Regions from separate parts of the Homo sapiens genome. Here region 2 is linked to region 1. A link is a contact called in ENCODE POLR2A ChIA-PET data. All regions are on one chromosome and are shown on one strand. The core of a region is the stretch at or near the end of the contact, and the rest is flanking DNA. Distances in the headings are between cores, read along the strand shown. Region 1 overlaps IQGAP2 (IQ motif containing GTPase activating protein 2). Region 2 holds the start of F2RL1 (F2R like trypsin receptor 1).

Evidence for each region. ChIA-PET counts read pairs that join two places held with the same protein, here RNA polymerase II (POLR2A).
Region 2: POLR2A ChIA-PET joins it to region 1 with 10 read pairs in Panc1. The contact joins the promoter of F2RL1 here to the enhancer-like site in region 1. POLR2A ChIA-PET finds 5 or more read pairs at or near these places in 3 of 52 experiments (AG04450, Panc1 and naive thymus-derived CD8-positive, alpha-beta T cell).

The regions. Positions count from the first base shown.
Region 1 is chr5:76,680,548-76,685,596 of GRCh38, forward strand. It overlaps IQGAP2 (IQ motif containing GTPase activating protein 2), which reads left to right. Exons shown (of 36, transcript NM_006633.5): 29 at 2,568-2,670; 30 at 3,229-3,370. Among named protein-coding and RNA genes, the nearest start is that of NCRUPAR, 29 kb to the right of the region's middle. Within about 2 kb of position 3,729, at least 2 of the 41 ENCODE cell types and tissues checked have a DNase peak (open chromatin) inside an H3K27ac peak, as active enhancers do.
Region 2 is chr5:76,817,365-76,822,530 of GRCh38, forward strand. It overlaps F2RL1 (F2R like trypsin receptor 1), which reads left to right and starts at 1,666. Exons shown (of 2, transcript NM_005242.6): 1 at 1,666-1,900. The coding sequence starts at 1,819. RefSeq lists enhancers at 1,382-1,999, 2,000-2,617 and a silencer at 1,400-1,694.

The DNA of each region.
Region 1 (5,049 bases), core at 2,479-4,978:
GTGGTGGCTGACGCTTGTAATCCTAGTACTTTGGGAGGCCAAAGTGGGAGGATGCTTGAGGCCAGGAGTTCGTCGACAAAATAGGAAAAAAAAATTAGCTGGGTGTAGTGGTGCATGCCTGTAGTCCTAGCTACTCGAGAGAATGAGACAGGAGGATCCCTTAAAGCCAGGAGTTCGAGGCTGCAGTGAGCCATGATCATGCCATTGTACCCTAACCTGGGTGACAGAGTCAGACCTTGTCTCATTTAAAAAAAAAAAAAAAAAAAAAAAATTTCATCCAGGTGCAGTGGCTCACACCTGTAATCCCAGCATGTTGGGAGGCTGAAGCAGGTGGATCACTTGAGGCCAGGAGTTCAAGACCAGCCTGGCCAACATGGAGAAACCCTATCTTTATTTAAAAATACAAAAATTAACCAGGTGCGGTGACACATGCCTGTAATCCCAGCTACTCGGAAGGCTGAGGCACGAGAGTCACTTGAGCCTGGGAGGTGGAGCTTGCAGTGAACCACTCCAGCCTGGGCAGCAGAGCGAGACTTTGTCTCAAAAAAAAAAAAAAAAAAAAAAAAAAACTTGAGAAAACCAACAGAATGAAAGAAAATAATTGTAAATAATATGTTTGATTGGGGACTTGTATCCAGAATATATAAAGAAATCCTACAACTCAATGATAGAAACATAATCCAATTTAAATATTGGACAATTACACATCAAAGGACATAATCAACTGAGTGAAAAGATAATGTATGGAATGGGAGAAAATATTTGCAAATCACATGTCTGGTAAAGGGTTAATATCTAGAATATATAAAGAATTCCTACGAATCGACAACAAAACAACCCAATTATAATATAAACAAAGGACTTTAACAGATGTTTTTCCAGAGAAGTATACAGATGGTCAGCATCACTAATAATTAGAGAAATCAAAACTGAAACTGCAAGGAGATACCACTCACACCCAGTAGGATGATTAATATCAAAATTTAAAAAAAAAAAAACAGAAAATAAGTGTTGAGAAGGATGTGAAGAAAATGCAACCCTTGCACCCCGTTGGTGGGAATGTAAAATGGTGCAGCTGCTATGGAAACAGGATGGTCTTTCCTCAAAAATTTAAACAGAGAGGCTGGAGTATGGCGGCACGATCAATTAAAAAAAATTAAACATAGAATTACCTCATAATCTAACAGTTCCACTTCTGGAAGTATACCCATAAAAAATTGAAAGCAGAGTCAAAGAGTTATTTGTTCACTCATGTTCATAGCAGCATTGTTCACAACAGCCAAGCGTCTATCACTAGATGAATGGATAAAATGTGTTATATTCATACAATACAATATTATTCAGCTCTAAAAAGAAGGAAATTCTGATACATGCTACAACATGGAGGAACCTTGAAGACATTATGCTAATTGAAATGAGCCAGTCACAAAAAGACAAATACCACTTATCTAAGGTACCTAGAGTAGTCAAATACATACAGGTATATTTGTGGTTTCTAGGGGATAGAAAGAAGAGATAATGGAGAGTGACTGCCAATGGGTACCCGGTATCTTTTAGGGCAGTGAAACTGTTCTACAGTCAGAGAGTGGTAATGGCTGCACAGCTCTGTGAATACACTAGAAGCCATTGCATCGTACATTTTAAGTGAGTGGATTTGATGTATCTGAATTCTATTTTGGTAAAGCTGTTGGAAAAAAGATTGAAAATGGAAAAGGAACTAGCTTTATCATTATGATGCAGAGTTTTATAAAATAGTTGCTGAGAACAACAAATTTTATCTCCTGTCTCCAAGATTACTAGTTCCGTACTTTGGAAATGTTGTTTCAATCTAATTAGAAATGCAAGCAAAAACAGATGTGTCGCTGTTCATGTGTAAGGTTGTAACAATTAAACCAACTCCATTAAAATTTGTTTAAATTAAAAAAAAAAAAAAAGTGTTGTCTTTCATGGTTTCCCCCGAGTGCTGCTACCCCTCAGGAGTTAATACTGTTTCCTGTAAGACCTGGCAAGACACCCCAGCAGATGTTACTCATCTTTGGGCCTTCTTAGGATAAGGAAAGGGGAAACCACTCAGGACATCTAGGTCTCTTACATCCTTACCCATGAGAGATCTTCAATGCAAGACAGATTGAAACAGCTCATAGTAGTGATTAAGAAGAAGATAACTGTAGTATTTGATTACTGCATAGAGATGTAAATGCCCTTCCAGTTTGCTACCAATGTTAACTGAAAGATCTGCCTCATTCTGGACTCTTTCCCCCAACTTTGACTTTTTCTATGGAGGAAGAGTGAAGCACAGAGATCAGGTGGTAGAAGGCTTCCCTTTGGCAGACCTTGCTGAAAAAGGGTTTATGAACACGTTTCTTGCAACAATTTCTTGATGTAGAGTAGGTGCTTCCCTCTGAGATACAATAAAAACTGTATCTATGTCTCTAATTTTTATAAATGTCATACTCATATTTAAGATTTAAATGGTATGAGGAGGAAATTATGAAAAATTTCATATAAATATGGTACAGTTGAGAATTTACTTTTTTCTTTGTGTGTGTGTTGCTTTCTACATAAAGCTCCTGTTGGAACACCAGGATGCAATTGCCCCTGAGAAAAATGACTTACTGAGTGAATTGCTGGGGTCGCTGGGAGAGGTGCCAACCGTGGAATCTTTTCTTGGTAAGAGCTTGTTCCTTCTACTTATCCCTTGGTTTTTGTTTAATTGGGTGGGTTGGTTGGTTGGTTCGTTGGTTTTCCTATCCTAGATAAAACAATTATTTTGGAATTTAATGCTTAAGCATATTTAAAGAATAACAACTACACTTGCCCCTTCCTACAGTAAGAGTTCTGTAATTAATGGAGTCCGGGATTATAAAATAATTCAGTATTCTTGAAGGTAAGCTCCAGATATGTCAAAAAGGAATTGTCAACCTGTATTATACAGAAAGAAGCCATCAATAAAGAACCAAATTTATTACAAAATGAAAAATACTTTTATTAACAGTTATCCTTTTTAGTAATTTGTATTTGAAATACCTATGTCCCATGTCATTTTCATTTTTCAATCAGATATTTTAAAAGCCACTTTAGCTATAGTAGAATGTGGGTTTTGTAAAGACCATGATCTCCCATTTAATTACCAAGCCTATCTTTCCCACAGAACCTTTATCTTACATTGTTGGTGCCATCATCACAAAGAGTGAATTGGAAAAATAACACTAGGTTTTTTCCCTACAGGGGAAGGAGCAGTTGACCCCAATGACCCTAACAAGGCAAATACACTAAGTCAGCTTTCAAAGACCGAGATTTCTCTTGTCTTGACAAGCAAATATGACATAGAGGACGGTGAAGCTATAGATAGCCGAAGCCTCATGATAAAGTAAGTTTGGGGGTTAAAGGGCACATGTCTCCAAATACACATCTTAAATGATGCAAATTCAAATGAGGCTAAATCCCAACTAATTTATTTAAAAGTATGTGAACATTGAAATCTATTATGTATATCCATCAAACATCTAACCAAAGGATAATAGACTCTTTAGAATTTAGGAAGGCATTAAATATTATAATAGTTTACAACACCTTCCTTGGTTTTTAGTTTTCCATGTAGTAATTTGATTTTTTTCCTTTGAGAAATGATTAACTCAGCTTATGCAAGTCCTTAGGTAACTGAAGAGAAATATCTATTACAGAGTGGCCAGAAGATTAGTGAGGAAATTCAGTTAACCAACGTTTATTTCCGGTATAAAATCATAATATAAAAACACGTACCTACAATAAGACATTATGATAGCATCTGATTTATTGGCCTTCCTTCCTGTTAAACTGATCCTGGATATATTTACCAGCTTTGACTTTTATTTGTACCCTGCTTCCTGCCGCTAAAGATTTCAAGTGAAGCATTCACACTTTAAATAATACTATCTTTTCTCCATCAAAGAATCAAGGATATTCCACATCCATCCTTTACACACAGAGTAAGAAAGAGAATGAGATTCATGATACAACACCATAAATCAAAAGCACCCGCTGACCAAGCAGTGCAGTTTTCAAGAACTTATACAAACCCAAGAATGCATATCAGTACATTAGAACAGTTATGTATTGGGGTGAGATGGAGACTGGAAGTGGAAAAATGAGGACAAAGGGAACAAGTATGTGTTGAAACAATACGAAACATATTACTTCCAAGCTACCTGTCCTGAGTTCTGAGGTTTTAATTTGTGGCAAGAGCTTTCTCTCCTGCCACTGATGTGCTGAAGTGTGCTTGAAGTGTGAATGAAGACAGCATTCATCTCCACTTGATTTTTTTTTTTAAACATTCAATCATCTGTGAAAACAACAGGAAGAGCTTCTTCACTGTGCTGTGTTGATATGTTCCTCTCTTAGGCTTGTTGATTTTGTCCTCAGATCATCTGAGGCTCCATTCGGTCATGCAGCAAATGCTTGACTACCTACTCTGTGTTCATGCGCTGGGCTTGAGGCTGGGATACAACAGTGGGTAAGCTGGAAACAGCCCCTGTCTTACAGGGGTGGAGAGCACAGTTCGACAGTAGGACCGCAACCAAGTTGCAGGACTAGGACTCACCCTTGGCCTCACAAGAGTTGAGGGCGGTTCTTTTTGACTACAGATTACCAAGGCAGATGAAAATTTCAGGGAGACAATTCAGGGCAGGGCAGGAGAGAAAGGGGGAGAAAGTCTACACCCTGGGTTCCTCTGAACAAGTGCCAATTATAAAGATAACTGGAAATACAGATTGTGTGGTTTTGCCATGTAAATGAAATTAGGCCAAGTATCCCATGATCTCATAAGCTTTGTCCTTTAGAAGTAATGGGAAGAAATTTTTTCTTAATTAGTTTTGTCTGCTATTTGAACATCATTTTCTAAATCCAGTCAACTCCAATGTCTGCATGATATCTGAGAATCACCATTTGAGTAGTTCAAAGTATCAGATAATCTGAATATCATATATATTTATACTTATTCCTGAACATGAGTCTGCATGATTCTGCAAATTCTAGGAAATCACATTTAAAGATAAAACCATAAAAGTCAGG
Region 2 (5,166 bases), core at 416-2,915, 130 kb after region 1:
CCTCAGACAGACACCTATAAACCTTTAAACCACGTGTGTGTGTATATATATATATATTATAAGAAAGCTTAGAGAGGATAAGTAAACTTGGGATCACACAGATGTCAACAAGGGGAGAAGCCTGTCCGGGTGTGGTGGCTCATTCCTGTAATCCCAGCACTTTGGGAGGCTGAGTGGGGAGGATCACATGAAGCCAGGAGTTCCAGACCAGACTGGACAAGATAGGGAGACCCCACTTCTATTTTCTAATAGAAATTAAAATAAAAAATAAAGAAAATTTCTTTATACATTGAGCTGAAATTAAACCCCACTGTGGCTTCCACCAATTTTTGCTCTCTGGAGCAACTCAAAACACATCTAAATCCTCTTCTACAAGCGAATCCTTTAAATATTTGAAAATACCTATGTCTCTCTTCTGTGCTCTTCTGGTACCAATAGTTTAAATGGGTAACAGTAGACTTTGTTTTATTCAATCTTTTAAAAAGCAAATAAAAAGTAAGACATGCTGGGTGCGGTGGCTCACGCCTGTAATCGCAGCACTTTGGGAGGCGGAGGTGGGCTGATCACGAGGTCAGGAGTTCGAGACTAGCCAGACCAACATGGTGAAACCCCGCCTCTACTAAAAATACAAAAATTAGCCAGATGTGGTGCACGCCTGTAACTCCAGCTACTCGGGAGGCTGCGGCCAGAGAATTGCTTGAACCCAGGAGACAAAGTTTGCAGTGAGCCGAGATCACGCCACTGCACTCCAGCCTGGGAGACAGAGCGAGACTCCGTCTCAAAAACAAAAAGTAAGACATTACCAATATGATGCCAACCCTCATGCACTCATCCCCAACCCCACACTTCTCTTCTCCCACCCCTTCTATCTGCTTTTGTATTTATTTAGCCTATGGGATCCCAATGCAGAGGAGCCCTGGTGGACGCATTTATAGTGCAGCGATGAATAGAAGACAGTGATAGTCTTATACTGGAGTTGAAATGTGATAAACATTTATACACTGTGTTTATAAGTCGTGTAACTCTGGCCAATTTATCTGGTCTTTCTAAGCTCACTTTCCTCGTCTGTAAAATGGGAAGAATAATCATACTTATTGCGCTGGTTGTTATGGGGATTAAGCAAGATAATTCTCTAAAGCTTTGGCACTTGGCGCTGAAAGTAGCCATTCCATGTCTTCTTTCCCGCCCCGCCTCTTGTGCTCCCCACCGCTTTCGTGATGTCCGCAGTTGCCCACCTGCCTCTACAATAAAAAACGCATCCCTCCTCCTGCAGGGTCCACCGCACCGGGAAGCCCTGTCTGTATCAGTTACCAACCACAATTGCAGTGAGTACGAATCGTGGCTTTCCCACAGTCAGGAAAGGCAAGGGAGACCGACGACCCGCTTCTCTAGGAGTAAGTAAAGATTAAAGGTAGTTCGCGGTATAGCCTAGGCAGGGATTAACCCGTGGTCCCAGCGCTCCTGCTATTTGCATTCCAAAGCAGACACCTCATGCGCTCAACCCCGCCCGCAGGCGGCTCCCGCAGTCTAAGGGACCTGGCGCGAGTCCGGGAAGCGGAGGGCGCAGCTGCGCAGGGAAGGGGGCCGGGGGCGGGACCAGGGCGCGCGTTCCGGTCCCGGGGCGTGGCCTCCCGCAGGTGAGTACGCTGCTCCTTCGGTTTCCCTGAAACCTAACCCGCCCTGGGGAGGCGCGCAGCAGAGGCTCCGATTCGGGGCAGGTGAGAGGCTGACTTTCTCTCGGTGCGTCCAGTGGAGCTCTGAGTTTCGAATCGGCGGCGGCGGATTCCCCGCGCGCCCGGCGTCGGGGCTTCCAGGAGGATGCGGAGCCCCAGCGCGGCGTGGCTGCTGGGGGCCGCCATCCTGCTAGCAGCCTCTCTCTCCTGCAGTGGCACCATCCAAGGTGAGAAACCTGGCCAAGGAGGGCTCTTATCTCTGAGGAGCTGGGGTCCTGGGCACGCTGGGCAGACGGTGGGATCCGGGCAGGTGTGCGAAGGCTGTTCTGCTGCCGGCACCCATCTCTACGAATCCCTTAGCCTCCCCTTGGTGGCTTTGATGTGAGGTCTCTGCGCCAAGGAGGCACCCAGGTGGGACATGCGGGAGCAGCTGAAGTCAGCGGAGCCGGGCAGAGGCAGAGATTTCCCCAAAGACCCCACTTCCCGTAGAGGCTGTCATGCTGGGCACCTCCAGGCCCCAGCGTGGGTTCGGGGAAAGGGAGGGAAGGAAGGAGTAGCTGTGTCTAAAGGGTACGCAGAGGACCTAGTCCCCTCCCCGGGCTTGGTTGCTTTGTAAACACTAAGTCATTAAGAGCTTTTTGCCAACTCCGGAGACTTCCTCCGCTGGCCCCGCGGGGCCGGTGGGGTTAGCGAGCTGATTGCGCAGGGCAGGGCGGAGTGGGTGGGAACCCGCGGCCCGGGAGCCTTCTAGGTTGTTTTTTGCGTCCCTCTCCAACTGCTGGAAGCCTTTCTTCGGGTTCTGGCCCCTGCGTTCGAGACCCACCCGGGTCCCGCTGCTCCTGGCACCCACAGTGGAAGGCCCGGGGTATGAAAGTCAGGGCCGGTCCCTGATGGGTTCTGGTGGTAATGAGCGCTCAGGCCCGTTGGGCGCCACGAGGATTTACGAGCGGAACTTTTTGGACCCTGCCTTATATTTGACCAGTTGACCCTCTGGGCCTGGGGTTCCGGGACTTTCCTAGTGTGCCACCCGGAGCGGCCACTGGCTGCCACCCAGGTCTGCAGGCCAGAGGCTGGCTGGCCTGGGAACAGAGCAGCACTTGCGCCCGGCCGTCGCGTTCCTTGGATGTGCTGCTCCGGGTGTGCTCGAACTTGTATTGCTGGGAGTGTGTTCTTCCGGGCCCAGCAGGCCTCGCTGTGGCCGTGGGGGATGTTTGACCTGCGATCGCGCCACTGTGATCCTAACCGAGGCCCCTCTGTTTGGGGCAGCCTGGGTAGCAAAGGGAGCTTTTAATTTCCCTCAGAAATGCGCATTTCTCACTTTTATCCTCCTCTTCATAAAGACGAAGTAAAAGAGCAAGTCACAGTGGGTTGGAATTAGATGGAAGAATGTGATTCTTTTCCCTCTGCAGTTAGGGAAAAGGGTGTTAATGGTGTAAGCTTGAAAACTGTGCACCGCTGGTATATTTTTTTTTCTTAATCAGCATCAGAATAAAGGCATTTAGTTCCAGGAAGTATTGAAAACTGTAATGGACACCTCTCCTCTATGTCCTTTAAAGTTGGAAACTTAAAATTCAGGAGCAAAGGTTAGTATGTGCAAACTTTAAAAAAATACATGTTGGTATAGCTGATTCAACATCTTTATGATTCAGAGATCCCTGTAGGAAGCATGCCCCGATTATTTGTCTTGTTCTTGTTTACTACTCTTGGGGGATTGGGAGATCCCTGGATTATAAGGCGAACTTGATTTAACAATAAGGAAAAATCAGGTTACTTGTTAACTATAGCCACTTAATATTGCACCTTGTTCCTCATCCTCCCCCCACCATACTTTTATTCCCTTGCAAAGTAACTTTCCCAAAGGGTTAGTGAAGTAACACTGACAATTGATTTAGGCAGATGGAGCTTTCCTCCCACCTTAAAACTAAATTGATTTTAATAAGAAATACAGTGTTAGCAAAGCTTTTCTGCCCTCAGGGTGGGTCTTTGCTCACTCGCTTTTTAGCCGGTCCTTCTGCGTGCCCCTCAGGTGGCTGCAGGGCCGATTTGGGGTTTGATTTTCTTCCCAAAGCCTCACTCCAAAAGACTGCCTCATAGAAACGAACTCAGCCGAGATCACAACCTTCTCAGGGTACAGGTGAAGGACACTGAATTGAGGAGGCAAGGCAAGGAAAACACTTGGAAATCAGGGCTTCTCTTTCCCTTTACAATAGTAATTGATAATTATTTGGGTAAACATGCTTAATATGTGTCCTCACTGCATCGTTAACTCCTGGAGGCAGGGGGCCCTACCATCCTTTCCATCACGTCTAGCATAGTCTCATCACCTACGGGACCTCAGTAAATAGCAAATGAATGAAGTGAGGAGTCTTGCCCAGAGTACCCTGGCTGGTCCATGTGGTGTTCATTTCAGTCAGCTTCTCTCTGCCACTTACTTATTTTTTTCCACCATGTTACAGGCCTAGGTCATTCCATTTATCTTTTGGAGACTGGAACTTCTGTTTTCTTTATAATTGGTTTGGTGGTTTTTTTTTGTTTTTTTGGTTTTTTGGGTTTTTTTTTTTTTTGACTCTCATTCGGTTGCCCAGGCTTGAGTGCAGTGGTGCAATTTTGGCTCATTGCAACCTCCACCTCTCCCGGGCTCAAGGAAGTCTCCTGCTGCAGCCTCCCGAGTAGCTGGGACGACAGGCACGCACCACCACCCCCAGCTAATTTTTGTATTTTTAGTAGAGACAGGGTTTCACCATATTGGTCAGGCTGATCTCAAACTCCTGACCTCAGGTGATCCACCCACCTTCAGCCTCCCAAAGTGCTGGGATTACAGGCATGAGCTACTGCGCCCTACCTATAATTGTTTTTTAAATTATAAAAACAATATGTGATCACTCGAGGGAAAAATGAGCCAAAACAAAAAAAGGAAACATTTAATTAAATCACCCTGAACTTCAGTACCAAAGTAGCCACCGCTAATATTTCGGCTTATATATTTTCCCACTCTTTATTACATCCATGCACAAAATATGTATTCACAAATACAGAAAATATGTTTGTGCAAGTATGGGATTATATAAGCACATCAGTATCATGTCAATACATATAAAACATTTTTAATGACTCCAAAATGTTACAGAAGGATGCATCAATTTTAAAATTAGTCCTTTGTTGATAGACATGTGGTATTTCCATTTTTTTTTTCCCCCTGAGATAGAATCTCACTCTGTTGCCCAGGCTGTAGTGCAGTGGCACGATCTCGGCTCACTGCAACCTCTGCCTCCCAGGTTTAAGTGATTCTCATGCCTCAGCCTCTGGAGTAGCTGGGACTACAGGCGCACACCACCACATCCAACTAATTTTTGTGTTTTTGGTATAAACGGGGTTTCGCCACGTTGGCCAGGCTGATCTTGAACTCCTGACCTCAAGTGATCCACCTGCCTCAGCCTCCCAAAGTGCTGGGATTATAGGCATGAGCCACCGTGCCTGGCCAAAGTTTTGTAAT